Regions from separate parts of the Mus musculus genome. Here region 2 is linked to region 1. The links are chromatin contacts, found by Hi-C or POLR2A ChIA-PET in ENCODE. All regions are on one chromosome and are shown on one strand. The core of a region is the stretch at or near the end of the contact, and the rest is flanking DNA. Distances in the headings are between cores, read along the strand shown. Region 1 holds the start of Ciao3 (cytosolic iron-sulfur assembly component 3). Region 2 holds the start of Mcrip2 (MAPK regulated corepressor interacting protein 2).

Region 1 (7,275 bases), core at 4,575-7,074:
GCCCAGCTCTGCCCCACTCCAAGGACATTTTATACCCGTACCAGGAGCCAATCACACTGGCACTAGCCAGCCCTCAGCTCTAAGAGAATTCCTCTTGCTTCCCATTGGTTCTAGATTGCTTTTCTGTAGCTGTAATAAAACATCATGACCAGAAAGAAGCAAAGAGTTTATTGCATCTTACAGGTTGTAACCGGAGCAAGAGCGCAAGGCAGAAGCCTAGAAACGGAAGCAGGGATCATGAAAGAAAACTCTGGCTCTCTTTCCAAGGTTTGCTCAGCCCACTTTCTTTTTCTTTTTTCTTTTTGTTCTTTTTTCTTTTTCTTTCTTTCTTTTTTTTTTTTCCTTGAGTCGGGTTTTCTCTGTGCAGTCCTGGCTGTCCTGGAACTCTCTCTGTAGACCAGGCTGGCCTCGAACTCAGAAATCCGCCTGCCTCTGCCTCTCGAGTGCTGGGATTACAGGCATGCGCCACCATTGCCTGGCTCAGCCACTTTCTTATACAATTCCAGAGTGGAACTGCTCACAGTAAGCTGGGCCCTTCCACATCAATCATTAATAAAGAAATACCTGCAGGAAGTGATGGTGCACACCTTTAATCCCAGCACTTAGGAGGCAGAGGCATGCGGATCTCTGTGTGTTTGAGGCCAACCTGGTCTGCAGAGTGAGTTCCAGAACAGCCAGGGCTCAGTTACACAGAGAAACCCTGTCTTTAAAAACCAAAAATAAATGAATTAATTAATAATTAAATAAAGAACGAAATAAAGAAATACCCCACATATATGACCACAGGCCATTCTGATGGAAGCCCGTCTTCAACCAAGAATTCTACTTCCCAGTTGACTCTGGTTTGTGCCAAGTTGAAGAAATTAACCAATGCTAGCATCTGTTCCCACAAAGTGTGATGGCTTCAGAGGTCTCAAAGTGTTCTGACTAAGCCTAGTGACAGGAGTTTGGAAAGAGAGGTTCAGAGACACATAGCGGTAAGGTGGGTCATGTGAAAGACAAAGGCTGGAAATAGGTGTTCACAGACCCAGACCACCCGGAACCCCAAGAAGTGAGAAGAGGCGGGAAACCTCTGCCTGCACTCTGGGGAGGATGAGAAGCACCACACTACCACGAAGGCCAGGCTTTCATCTCCAGAGGTGTAAAAAGAAATTCCCATTGTTCTGAGCACCCAGTTGTGGGCATCTGTCACAGCAGCCTCTGGGTCCTAGCACAAGGCACGTCCTTAAGTCCTTATGGAAGATGAAAGTGGTATAGTTGAGGGAGGAAGCAGGGCTATGGGCAAGCCTCAGTGAGCATCACATGGCAGTAGAAAGTAGCTGCTTCCCCCACATGGGTGGCAAATTGGTACCAGTGGGCAAAAAGGGTCTGTGAGTATCCAGGATAGACAGAGAAGCCCAGGGGAAGGAATGGCACTGGAAGTGTCACAGCAGCTGAAGCTCTGCTGGTTTCTCCCGATGTGTGTCCTCCCTTCCCCTCCCTGACGTCTGTAAACCTTACAGTTCTCAGTCTAGCTTAGGGCCATGCACAGGGGAAGCACACAGTAAATACTAGCTAATGATGATGATGAAACAATTCGCAAAATAGTAGCTTGGGGACCGGGAGGCGTGACATCTGCACCGAGCCAGAGCCCTCAGGGAAATGAGTTAATGAAAGACGTCTGAGGGGTGCCCAGCCACCACTGCTTGCGCACATGAGCGTGTGTGTGTGTGTGTGTGTGTGTGTGAGAGAGAGAGAGAGAGAGGGAGAGGGAGAGAGGGAGAGGGAGAGGGAGAGGGAGAGAAGAGAGGGAGAGAGGGAGAGAGGGAGAGAGGGAGGGAAGGAGAGAGGAGAGGGAGAGAATCCGAAACTGAGGTTCTATTTTATGAACTACACTGGTAAAATCACTTTCTGTTGGTCTCTTATGTGACAGACATGACTTGAGACTGGATGGCCTAGATCCAAGGCCATTCCAGAAGCTGTGGGGGGGGGGGGGTCATTGAATCTTCGATCTCCACCCTTTTTATTGACTGTTTAAGAGTCTTGCAGTGTAGTCCTGGCTAGCCTAGGCTCACTACATAACATAAGCAAGTCTCTAACTGAAGCAACTGAGCTGGCAAAATGGATCAACAGGTTGCCACCTTGACAACCAGAGTTCAATTCCTGGAATCTCCATAAAGCAGAAAGAAGAAAACCAATGCTCCAAAGCTCTTCTCCAACCTCCACGTACTCACACTTCTCACAGTGGTAAACACACACACACACACACGTTTGCACGCACACACTAACAATACATTTTCTAAGATTCATTTATTTTTATTTCATGCATATAAGTATTATGCCTTTATGTATACATGTGTACGTGCATACCTAGTAACCACAAAGGTCAGAAGAGGCCATTGGCTCCCCAAGAACTGAAGTTACAAACGGTTGTGAGCTGCCTTATGGATGATGGGAATCCAACCCAGGTCCACTACAAAGTAGCATCTAAGTCCTAACAGATAAGCCATCTCTCTTGTCCCGTAAACCATTTTTTATTAGCTATTTTGTTTATTTACATTTCAAACGTTGTCCCCATTCCTAGTTTCTCCTCCGAAAACCCACTATCCCCTCCCCCCTCCCTCTCCTCCCCAACCCACCCACTCCCACTTTTTGACCCTGGCATTCCCCTATACTAGGGCATAGAACCTTCACAGGACCAAGGGCCTCTCCCATAAACCATTTTTTTTTTCTCTGTATAGCCCTGGCTGTCCTGGAACTCACTTTGTAGACCAGGCTGGCCTCGAACTCAGAAATCCGCCTGCCTCTGCCTCCTGAGTGCTGGGATTAAAGGCGTGCGCCACCACGCCTGGCCCCATAAACCATTTTTTAAAAGTTGAAGCAATCTTCCTGTCTCAGTCTCCTGTGGCAGGATTATAGGCATAAATCGCTCTACCTGGCTATAGCTCTACCCTGTCTTTAACAGCCTTATCAAGATACAAACTCACATACTGTACAATTGCCCCCATTTACAGTGTACAGCCTGCTATGTGTGATGGCATTCTCCTGTAATCCCAGTGTTCATAAACTAAGTAGGAGGATAAAGAATTTGAAGCCAAGGCTGGATTGTGGTGGTGGTAACAGTGCACATGGAGGCAGAGGCAGGCAGTTCTCTGTGAGTTTGAGGTCAGCCTGGTCTACAGAATGAATTTCAAGATAGCCAAGGCCATACACAAAGACCCTGTCTTAAAAACCAAAAACCAGCCCGGCAGTGGTGGCACACGCCTTTAATCCCAGCACTTAAGAGGCAGAGGCAGGCGGATTTCTGAGTTCGAGAGACCAGCCTTGACTACAGAGTGAGTTCCAGGACAACCAGGGCTACACAGAGAAATTCTGTCTTGAAAAACCAACCAACCAACCAAACAACAACAACAACAAAAAGAAACAAAGAAAAACCAAAAACTAAAACCAACCAAACAAAAGGATTTGAATCCAGGCTGGGCTGTTCAGTGAAAACAAAACAAAACAATAGGGCTGGAGAGATGGCTCAGTGGTTAAGAGCACTAACTGCTCTTCAGAGTCTAGAGGTCCTGAGTTTGAATCCCAGCAACCATATGGTGGCTCACAACCATCTGTAAGATCCAATGCCCTCTTCTGGTGTGTCTAAAACCAACAAAAACTGAGTATAGGATTTTAGTACATCAGTTTTTTTCTCTTGTAAAATCGCATGCATTTGTGTGTGCACATACATGTGTATGGGTACATTTGTGCTATGTTGTACCTGTGGAGGCCAGAGAGTCAGTTTTCTATTTCCATTATACAGGGCCTGGGATTGAACTCAGGTTAGCAGGCTTGGCTGGCTAGTGGCTGGCCATGGGCCCCAGGGCTCTCCCTGTCTCTACCCTCTCAGTGGGATTACAGGCAGCACATGTCACTGTGTTCAGCTTTTACATTAATGTTACAAGTCACACTCAACTCATTCCTCATGTCTGCACAGCAAACACTACATCAACTCTCATCTCAGCTGGGTGTGGTATCGAATGCCTTTAATCCCAGCACTTGGGAGGCAGAGGCAGGCAGATTTCTGAGTTCGAGGCCAGCCTGGTCTACAAAGTGAGTTCCAGGACAGCCAGGGATACACAGAGAAACTCTGTCTTGAAAACAAAGAAACAAACAAACAAACAAACAAACTCTCGTCTCAGCCTGATTGTTACCATTTCTAGTAGACATTTTGGTGACATTAATGATGTTACAAAGCCAGGCATGGTGGCACACACCTTTAATCCCAGCATTCCAGAGGCAGAGGCAAATGGATCTCTGTGAGTTCTAGGCCATCCTAGTCCACCAAGCGAGTTCCAGGACAGTCAGGGCTACACAGAGAAACCCTATTCTGTTTAAAAGAAAAATGACATTCACGTGTGCAGCATCTATTCTAAAGACTTTTCTAACCACCCTGATCAGAAACCTTCTCCACACCTGAGGTCAGCTTTCCATCTGCAGGTTTGCCTGTCCTGGACATTTTTGCTGAATGGTGTCACACGTGTGGCCTTTTGTGACTGGCTTCATGAAATCCACTGATTGTAATGTCTTCAGGGATCACCTACATTACACCAGGACTTCATTCTTTCTACTGTTCCAGGCCATTCTGCTCTGTCTCTCTTATTGGGCCTTGGATATGCCTCACATCTGCCAGCCGTCCACTGGGTTTGTTCTAATAGACTTGGGTTTGGTGGTGGTGGTGGTGAGTTTGAATTTCCAGGGATCTATGTATCACCCTCCTTCCAGCATTAGAATCCTCCCAGCAACCCTGTATACAGTTACCAAACCCAGACACTATTGTGGATGCCAAGAAGTGCATGCTGAAAGGAGCCTGATATGGCTGTCTCCTGAGGCCCTGCCAGAGGCTTACAAATACAGAGGCAGATGCTAGGCAGCCAACTGTTGGACTGAGCACGGGGTCCTCAATAATTAAAGAAAGGACTGGAGAAGCTGAAGGGGTTTGAAACCCCTTAGGAAGAACAACAATATCAACCAACCAGACCCCCCAGAACTCCCAGGGACTAAACCATCAACAAAGGAGTACACATGGCTCCAGCTGCATATGTAGCAGAGGATGGCTTTGTCATGCATCAATGGGAGGAGAGGTCTTTGGTCCTATGAAGGCTTGATAGATGCCCCAGTGTAGGGGACTTTGAGGGAGGGGAGGGGAGAGAGGGTGGGTGGGTGGAGTAACACCCTCACAGAAGCAGGGGAAGGGAGGATGTGATAGGGTGTTTCCAGGAGGGAGGGAGGGAAACTGGGAAAGGGGATAACATTTGAAATGTAAATAAAGAAAATATCCAATTTAAAACAAGAATCCTCCTGGCAAACAGAAACTGTCCTTTGGCCCTGGTCCAGTCCAAGAACCTGCTTCTGTAAATGTTCTCCCACACTCCAGTCTTAACATCTCAACAGCACTTGTCTATCTCATTTTTTGGTAAGCCCATTCCAAGGCATTCCAGTGAATCAAAGTTAATTTTGTGTTCTCCTGCCCACTGCATCTGGAACCTTCCTTGAGTATTGCTAGGTCAAGGTGATGAATGAAATCCGGATTCCGACCCCTACGGGAAGCGGGAGAGACTCTGAGTCTCTAGTTACATTCTTTGCGTTATTTGTCTTTGCTACCCTGCTACACCACAACCAAGGGACGCAAGGGAGACCGAACGCTGTGCTGTGGAACTTGCAGCTTGAGTCCGCTGGGCCGAGCGCTCAAGGCCGCCGGCAGAGGGCGCGCACGCTTTTCAAAGCTTGTTGACGGAGAGAAATGAGCATGCGCTGGAATTTGCGTTTTCCGGCAGAGTGGCGGAACTGCATGTCATTTTGGTGTCATTTTGCGACACCCCCGTGTGACACTCGGCGGCAGTGAGGCTGTCATGGCGTCGCCCTTCAGTGGGGCACTACAGCTGACCGACTTGGACGACTTCATCGGGCCATCTCAGGTGGGCCGGCCAAGGGCGAGTCGGGCAGGAGGAGGGTCCGAGCCTGGCCGTGCACCTCGGGAAACCTCTCTCGTCTGTGTCTTTTCCCAGGGCCCAGGACCCAGGGCCTCAGTCAGTCTAGTTCCCTTTTCACAAACACAGACAACTGAGGCCAGGGAGGGCCAGACAACGCGGTTACTGGGCCCGGAGCGATCCCTGGGACCATGGGAGTGTTTAGTGGTGACAGGCAGGTTTAGTGTTTAAAAAAAAAAGGTGGGGGGACTTGTTGTTATGTGATCTTAAGTTACTGTTGTAGTAGTGTCACCCAGCTGGTGATGCAGAGACATGGTGGGGCTGAGTTAGCCTCCACACACCTGTGAGATATCCCTTCCCACTCCTCTCTCAGAGCCAGTTGTCATCTCTGTGGACAGGGACCATGTTGAAGGGACAGGTTTGATGTCCACTTGGGCCACAGCCACAGCTAATGTTCCTGACGTTGCCTCGAGGAAGAGAGAGGGATACAGACAGACCGCCCTGAAAACAGGAGCTGCTGCCCTTGCTGGGTCTTCCTTTGTCTCCAGAGCTAGCCAAGTCCCATGACCCATAAAAGACGGGCTGAGCTGCCACACGGACAGGATGAACTGGGCCATCTTACCCGAGACTGGCCCTTTTCTGGAAAGCCACCAAGGTTCAGGAAGCGATAACAGGAGATGTCCAAGAGAAGGGGAGAGACATGGAGTTTCATCTGTGGTCGTGGGATGGAGGTGACCTCTAGATGTTTCCAAGGAAAGCCTTCCTGTCTGGCCAGGCCTCTGACACTCTGATCTCCGGGGGTGTGCTGCTATGTGCACGTAGGAAGGGCAGGCTAGTCAGGGCTTCTTGCATTAGCTTGCATATAGAGTTTGTAGCAGATTTCATGGTGATTCTGGAGAAAGAGTGGCCTTGATGGCATTCTCCTCACCTTGTACAGAGAAGGGTGGGCAACCAGAGCTCAGCATGGCTTCAGTGGCAGGAAGGTGGTAGAATTGGCCTCGGTGGTGAGCTTCACTCTATGGCCGGTAGCCAACCATCCCTGAGGCCCTCCATACCCAGCCCCCCACCCCACTCCCCACCCTCCCCACCCCCCGTCCAAGTTGCTTTCTCCTAATAGAGCCTGGTGTGGGGTCTTTCCTGGTGTAGAATTGCATCAAGCCTGTAAAGGTGGCTAAGAAGCCAGGAAGTGGCATAGCCAAGATCCACATTGAAGACGATGGCAGTTACTTCCAAGTGAACCAAGTAAGGACCCTGAGGTCTCACCACATCCCTGCTGGGGGCTGGCGGTGGCAGGAGGGGGAGGGAGGCTGGGGTGTGGATCTGAAAC
Region 2 (6,642 bases), core at 3,082-5,581, 95 kb after region 1:
CAGCACCTGGGGGCCACCTTGCACTCCAGCCCAGCTCAAGGAATGGACATGACCAGGCAGAGAGCCAAGGAAAAGTCTAGCCCGTGACCTGCTAGGAGTCAGGGTATTGTGGGGAAGGACAAGGCCAAGCCATGGCCACAGTACTGGAATTCTGTGGCCTGAGCCACACCCCCTGGTCCCTTACTACCTTCGGACACAAATCGGACGTTCTCCTCGTGGGCCACTGTGTAGGTCTCTTGGGTCCCCTCGAGGGATGGGGAGGTGGTGAGGGGTCGCCGGCCGTTTACTCGATTGAATACAAGTCTTGGCCCAGAACTGTGGGAGGGTAGGAGAGAGATACAGTTGGCACCAGCCATGTCCAGGAGCTACCTTGCAGGGTTCAAGAGCGGCCCTGGTACATACCCACTGCACCTGCATAGGCCCAGGCCCAAACTAGACCCTTCCTTAACCAGAGCAGCTGCCCTTAGCTGCTTCGAAACAAGGCCTCTCTGCTTTCAGACCCTGAGCTGACTGCAGCTCAGCTCTGTAGCTCTGGGCCCAGGGAAGGTGAGTGATTGCAAGTCAGAAAGAGTCCAGCTCTGTATCCAGACCTTCAGCAGGGGTCCCAGAGACCACTCCTCTGCACTCCCAATCCCCACCAGGCAGGCTTCCAGCAGTCTGGGTCAGACCTCAACATGATCAGAACCTTTTGCCATCTCCACCCATCAAGCATAGTCCCCTTCTTCTAGAGATGTCCTCAATGACACCCCCCACTGTTGAACACAGACCAAACAAGGATGGATCGGCGTTTACTCGTCCCTGTCCCCGGCTGCCCCCAGACCCCTGGGAGAGGAACACAAAATGCTGGGCTGTCTCTTTGGGAAAAACATGACCTTAAGCCTGACCCACTCCTCAAGGCAAGAGAAAAGGGGCAAATTGAATGAGATGCTCCCCCACCCCATAACCCTGTGCTGTACTCTATATCAAGGGGTGTAGGCCCAGGGGTGAGGCCAAGCAGGCCCAGGGCAGGGCAGGGCAGTGCAGGGCAGTACAGGGCAGTAATGTGCCATCTCTGTTGACTGGCGGCAACTGACCAAGCCCTGTGCTCGTGAAGCCTGGGGTGGGGCCACGGAGGGAATGGGGCCGCACCTACAGTAGGAGGTGGGAGTCCTGGGCTGCACCTGCCACTCCGCCAGGCACTCGCGGTCCCGGCAGGCCTGCTCGCCTTCCTGGGCTCAGGTGCCCCACGCCGCTCTGGGTTCCTCCTCAGGTGAGAGGGGCACTAAAATAAAGAGGAGGGTCTTGAGGGGTACAGGGTCCTGCCAGCCCCAGGTCTGGCCAGGTCTGGTGGCTACAGAAAATTTTAGATGTGCCAGTGGAGACCAGAGGAGGCAGGACTCCTCCCAAACCCACGGGTACCTGTGTATTTGGTAAACTAGAGGGCATAAAGGCATTTTTATTTTTTTCTAGACAGGGTCTCTCTGTGTGGTCCTGGCTGTCCTGGAACTCACTCTGTAGACCTGGCTGTCCTCAAACTCAGAAATATGCCTGCCTCTGCCTCCCAAGTACTGGGATTAAAGGCTCAAGCCACCATGCCCCGGTGCATAAAGGCATTCCAAATGGAAACCCCCACCCCCTTGCCTGCAACCACCTCTGCCCCCGAAAGGGCTGAAGCTCAATGCGAGCGAGCTGTTGGGATTGGACACTGAGTCTTTTTATGTCTTTTGTTTGGTTGAGGCGGGATCTAGACTAACAGACATCCTCCTAAGTACCAGGACATAGGTGGGTGTGTAGTAGCACACCTACCTGTGCCTTACATTGATTCTTTAAAAAACAAACAAAAGGAAATCCCAGCCAGGGGCTGTGGATTAAGGTGGTGGCCCTGGAGCTGGAAAGGGCCCCAGAGGGCAAGTGCTGCACCACCATGCTGAGCCCTGCCCAGCTTCTGCTTAGAGGCCGTGGTTATATAAGACCAGGCTCTGTAGGGGAAAGGGCACTAATCCCAGAGTGCACCTGTATCCACTTCTAGGCCCACTGCCTGCTGCAGCACCAGGCCATAGTGCCCCATAGACATCCTCTCATGTACTCTCCTACCCCCTCAAGGTGACCGGTCACTCATCTTTCAGCCTGGGATCTCCCTGCCTGTGACACACAGCGAAGGGCATCAAGATTCAAAATCAATATTTCAAGATTTAGCAGTATTCTGACCCCAGTACTCCCAACCTTGACTCTGTCCCAAGGCTCTTCTGCCCAGTGGTCCCTGAACATTTTCTCAATCTGCTCTTGGTGGGGTAGGTGGTAACATGGTCGCATCTCAAGTCTCCCCCATCTGTCTCTTGCCGCCAGGAGAAAAGAATATGTCAGAGGCACAGGCCTGGCCACCATAACTGGCAGCACCCATGCCTAGCCATTTAGTGGGTTGAAAGCTTCATGATTTTGCCCCACAGCAGCAGGAGAATGACCAGTGCCTCCTGTGTTCCCTGATGCTGGTGGACATGGGTGACTGATGGGTGGCCTTGAAAAGACAAAGGACTAGAGGTAAAATTCCATGTGAAGGTCCTATTGGAGATGGGAGTTCCCAGCCCAGGAAAGGGCCACCTCAGAGGACATAGGGAAGACTCCTTAGCCTATCTCCTCAGTTCCCAGAACTCAGGACAGGAAACCAATCTCCCGGGCGTCAGGTGTTCTCCCTGGTTGCTGACAGATGAGTCCAGGCCTTCACATCAGCTTATCTTACTGAAGCCTTTTTAGAGGAAACACGCAGTGTGGTGTCTCTTGCAACTCAGCATTCTGGAGAGTGTTACTACCTTCTCCTCTTCCTGGACACTGACCCAAATATTGCCACAAGCCTGTCCGTGTTGTCCCCCAACAATAAGGACTTTAAAAGGTGTTTTCCCGCCGGGTGTGGTGGCGCACACCTTTAATCCCAGCACTCGGGAGGCAGAGGCAGGCGGATTTCTGAGCTCCAGGCCAGCCTGGTCTACAGAGTGAGTTCCAGGACAGCCAGGACTACACAGAGAAACCCTGTCTCTGGGGTGGGGGTGGGGGGTGGGGGGTGGGGGGGGTGTTTCCCAGGTAGAGATAGGCCAGTCACCAAGGCAGCTCCAAACTCCCTGTCTGGGTAACCACTTTGTGGTTATACATCTGCACCATAGAGTTCTCCCAGAGACATAAGGGCAATAAGGACATAAACCGATGTCATACGGATGTCCCCTAGGGCAAACACAGGCCACACAGGCATCTCCTACCTATAGCTTCCGAAGCCTAGTAGCTGAGAGCTAAGAGGGGTGGAGCCAGCCACACAGACTCCCCTGCTGAGACGAGTCTAACTCTTGGCCTCCCTCGAGATTGTGGTCTCTTTGGTGCTCTCTCTTAACCGGTTCACATGCCACCTCTACCAGAGTAGAGCCTACATGCCTGCAGAGTCCAGTCTACCGATACAGGAAACAGTAAATGGAGCCAAAGAAGTAAAAGGTTCAGCCTTGGTTGAGTGGGATCACTTCCAGGTCACACTGGCTGAAATCCAAGTAGCTAGGGCTGAACTTCCCTAGACACATTGCGGGTTAGGAAAATCAGAAAACTCTTGGAACCCACAGGCGCGGGCAACTGCTGGGGAGGAGGGCTCCAGTGTCCCAGGGTGTTAGTGAAGGGCAGGGACCTGATAAGACCAGCGGGAACACGTGCGCTTCTTCTGCTCTGCAAGGACAGGGCCTGAAGTCCTTGAGAGCCAGGGCCTTGGGCAACTTTCCCCAACTTTGACCTCGACCACTTCCCAAGGGGTCCAAGTTAGCGGCCCAAGGTCACCAGGTCCCTCGGTTTTGAGTACTTGCGGTCCTTGACAGGCGGGATTGGTCGGAAGCCCTCAAGGCTCCACGTGGCCACCAGGGTCCACTCAAGCCAGCTGGGCCCAGAAGTAGCCGGCGAGCAGAAGTGCACGAGTTGCCTGCGCCCCGCCCCCTGCCCACCAGGACGCGTGGTCCCCATCAACCTTCTCCAAGGTCACCCTCGTGCCCGGCGGCCTGGCTCACCTTGCAAGGGGCCAGGGTCCCTGAGTCTGTGCCGAGGGCTGCAGGTGCGCGGGTAGCGCGGTCGGCGGCACCGGCTGCCGGCATTTCAGGAGCTCGCCAAGCCTGCTCTCCACCTGCTGCTGTGTGGGACCTGCGGGCCGGGGCGGAGGGCGCTGTCAGCCGCCGCGAGCCAGCGGTCAGGACGTCCCGCCTGCCCGCCCGCCCTGCGCACCTGTGCGGCGCTGCGCGACCAGCTTGCTGGGCCCCTTGGTGATAGTGTACATGGTGCGCCGTCCCGCCCGCCCCTGGCAGCGGCCAGATCAGGCACCCTCCACCAGCTTCACTTTGCGGTCCCAGAGGCTCGGCCCCTTTAAGGAGGGAGGACGGGCAAAGGGGCGGAGCGACCCACACACGCCCCCTGCCCTTAAAGGAGCTTCGCCTACTTGGTAGCCTTCCCAACCCTTTGGAAAATTGGCCAAGTCACTAAATTTGAGCTAAGAACGGGTTGTACTCGCCAAGGGGTATGCCATCTCTAGACTGGAGCGTGCATGTGCGAGTGTGCATGTGTGTGCTTGTGTATCTGTCTGAGATTTCAGAGAGAGAGGCTCTTTCAGTTGAGGAGGGCCCTTTGTGTACTAGGGTAGTGCTAGGGACCCTGAACAGTCTCTAAAAACACCAGTATTCCAGCTCATATTTGAGACACCACCACCACCCAGCCAAGTGCCTGGACAAGCCTGGATTGTTGGGGATCACTGTGTCAGGAGTCAGCTTTAGAATGAGTGCTCTAAGAGTGTTTAAGTAGATCTAAAGTACTGTGGAACCAGAAGACCAGGAGAACACAGAGCCCTCAGGGGGTACCCTATTCCTAAAGTACTATACTAACCGCTCTTCAATTCATGTCCTGAGCCTTTTCCCCAACTACTGGGGAAGCTGGAAATTAGGTCTGTGGGGAGAGCCACAGGGTTTCCCAGTACAGCCTGGAAGGAGGAAGAACCCAGCAAGAGTGGAAGCAGCCTGACCCCCCCCCCGTACCCCCCCCCCCCGCCCCCAGGTCTCCTTTTTTTGCTGTTGGTTTTTTGTTTGGTTTGGTTTGGTTTTTTGAGACAGGGTTTCTCTGTGTAGCCCTGGCTGTCCTGGAACTCACTCTGTAGACCATGCTGGCCTCAAACTTAGAAATCCGCCTGTCTCTCCCTCCCGAGTGCTGGGATTAAGGGCGCGCGCCACCACTGCCCGGCGTGATGTGAAGTCTTGAACTGTATCTGCCAAGACTTGTGCTGCCCCTGCCACCAACACCTGGCCTTAAGGTTCCTATTGTCATATTTGAGGAGGGTCAGTCTGCAGGCACTAGGGACTAGGGGAGGCAGGTCTGTCAAGTCTTGGACCACTTAAGCAAGACGAACAGTGAGGAAGGAGTGAGGGTGGGTAGCTGGTCCACCTGAATTCCAGAGTATCTAAGGAACTCCAGGGGACTTTTATCCCAGGTGACCAAGCCTTCATTCCTTTGGCCCTGGGCCTTTGGCCTTACATTATGCAGAGCGGGGCTGGAGAGTGAAAGGCCTTCTCCAGCTCTGAGAAGACTGTTGAGTGTACTAGGGAGGCATGAGACATCTCACTCATGTCTAGTTGATGAGCCAGTGAGTTTATTGCGGTTACTTACTGGAGCATGGGTGACTCTCACTATGTCACCAAAAAGCCCACCACAGTATAGGTGACAGCTCATGAGTGCTGATCCTGGGAGCTTCTTTCCCAACCCTACTTAAGAGTCCCCTCTCGGGGCTGGAGAGATGGCTCAGTGGTTAAGAGCACTGACTGCTCTTATAGAGGACCTGAGTTCAATTCCCAGCAACCACATGGTGGCTCACAGCCATCTGTAATAAGATCTGATGTCCTCTTCTGGTGTGTCTGAAGACAGCCACAGTGTACTCATATTAAATAAATAAAAAATCTTTAAAAAAAAAAAGTCTCCTCTCAGCCGGGTAGTGGTGGCAGCACACAACTTGGGAAGCAGAGGCAGGCAGATTTCTGAGTTCGAGGCCAGCTTGGTCTACAGAGTGAGTTCCAGGACAGCCAGGGCTACACAGAGAAACCCTGTCTCGAAAACAAACAAACAAACAAACAAACAAACAAAGTCTCCTCTCTCCTAGCACTTGGCACCTGGTTATATAGCACCTGGGAATTTGAATCTTGAGGTTTTCCTGAGCTTCACAAGTTTCATATCGCCTTCCTAAGTCTTAAGAGCTTCCCTCCTTCAGAAGGAAATGTTTCAATCTGCTGGTACCAGGCCTGTGACTGCAAAGGTGAGTGTGGATCTGGGAAGAGAGTTAAGGCCTGGAGTTGTACCGAAAGAAAGAAAGAAAGAAAGAAAGAAAGAAAGAAAGAAAGAAAGAAAGAAAGAGTGAGTCTTGGAGCTGAGACGAAAGGATGGACCATCCAGAGACTGCCCCACCCGAGGATTCATCTCATAATCAACCACTAAACACAGACACTATTGCATATGCCAGCAAGATTTTGCTGAAAGGACCCTGTCTCTTGTGAGGCTGTGCCAGTGCCTGGCAAATACAGAAGTGGATGGTCATTGTCTTCTATTGGGTGGAACACAGGGCTCCCAATGGAGGAGCTAGAGAAAGTACCCAAGGAGATGAAGGGGTCTGCAACA

The links. A loop is a pair of places that touch in the nucleus more often than their neighbours do. ChIA-PET counts read pairs that join two places held with the same protein, here RNA polymerase II (POLR2A).
Region 2: a loop to region 1 is called in a map of heart, with 3 times the contacts of the local background. The contact joins the promoter of Mcrip2 here to the promoter of Ciao3 in region 1. A Hi-C loop is called at or near these places in 1 of 37 maps with a recorded cell type or tissue (heart). POLR2A ChIA-PET finds 5 or more read pairs at or near these places in 1 of 5 experiments (Patski).

Annotation. Positions count from the first base shown.
Region 1 is chr17:25,767,952-25,775,226 of GRCm38, forward strand. Ciao3 (cytosolic iron-sulfur assembly component 3) reads left to right here and starts at 5,825. Exons shown (of 11, transcript NM_026238.4): 1 at 5,825-5,936; 2 at 7,095-7,190. The coding sequence starts at 5,871. Gm41550 (a long non-coding RNA gene) reads left to right here. Exons shown (of 3, transcript XR_876684.1): 2 at 184-267; 3 at 4,459-4,593.
Region 2 is chr17:25,864,407-25,871,048 of GRCm38, forward strand. Mcrip2 (MAPK regulated corepressor interacting protein 2) reads right to left here and starts at 4,332. Exons shown (of 5, transcript NM_026633.3): 1 at 4,219-4,332; 2 at 4,008-4,137; 3 at 188-315. The coding sequence starts at 4,270.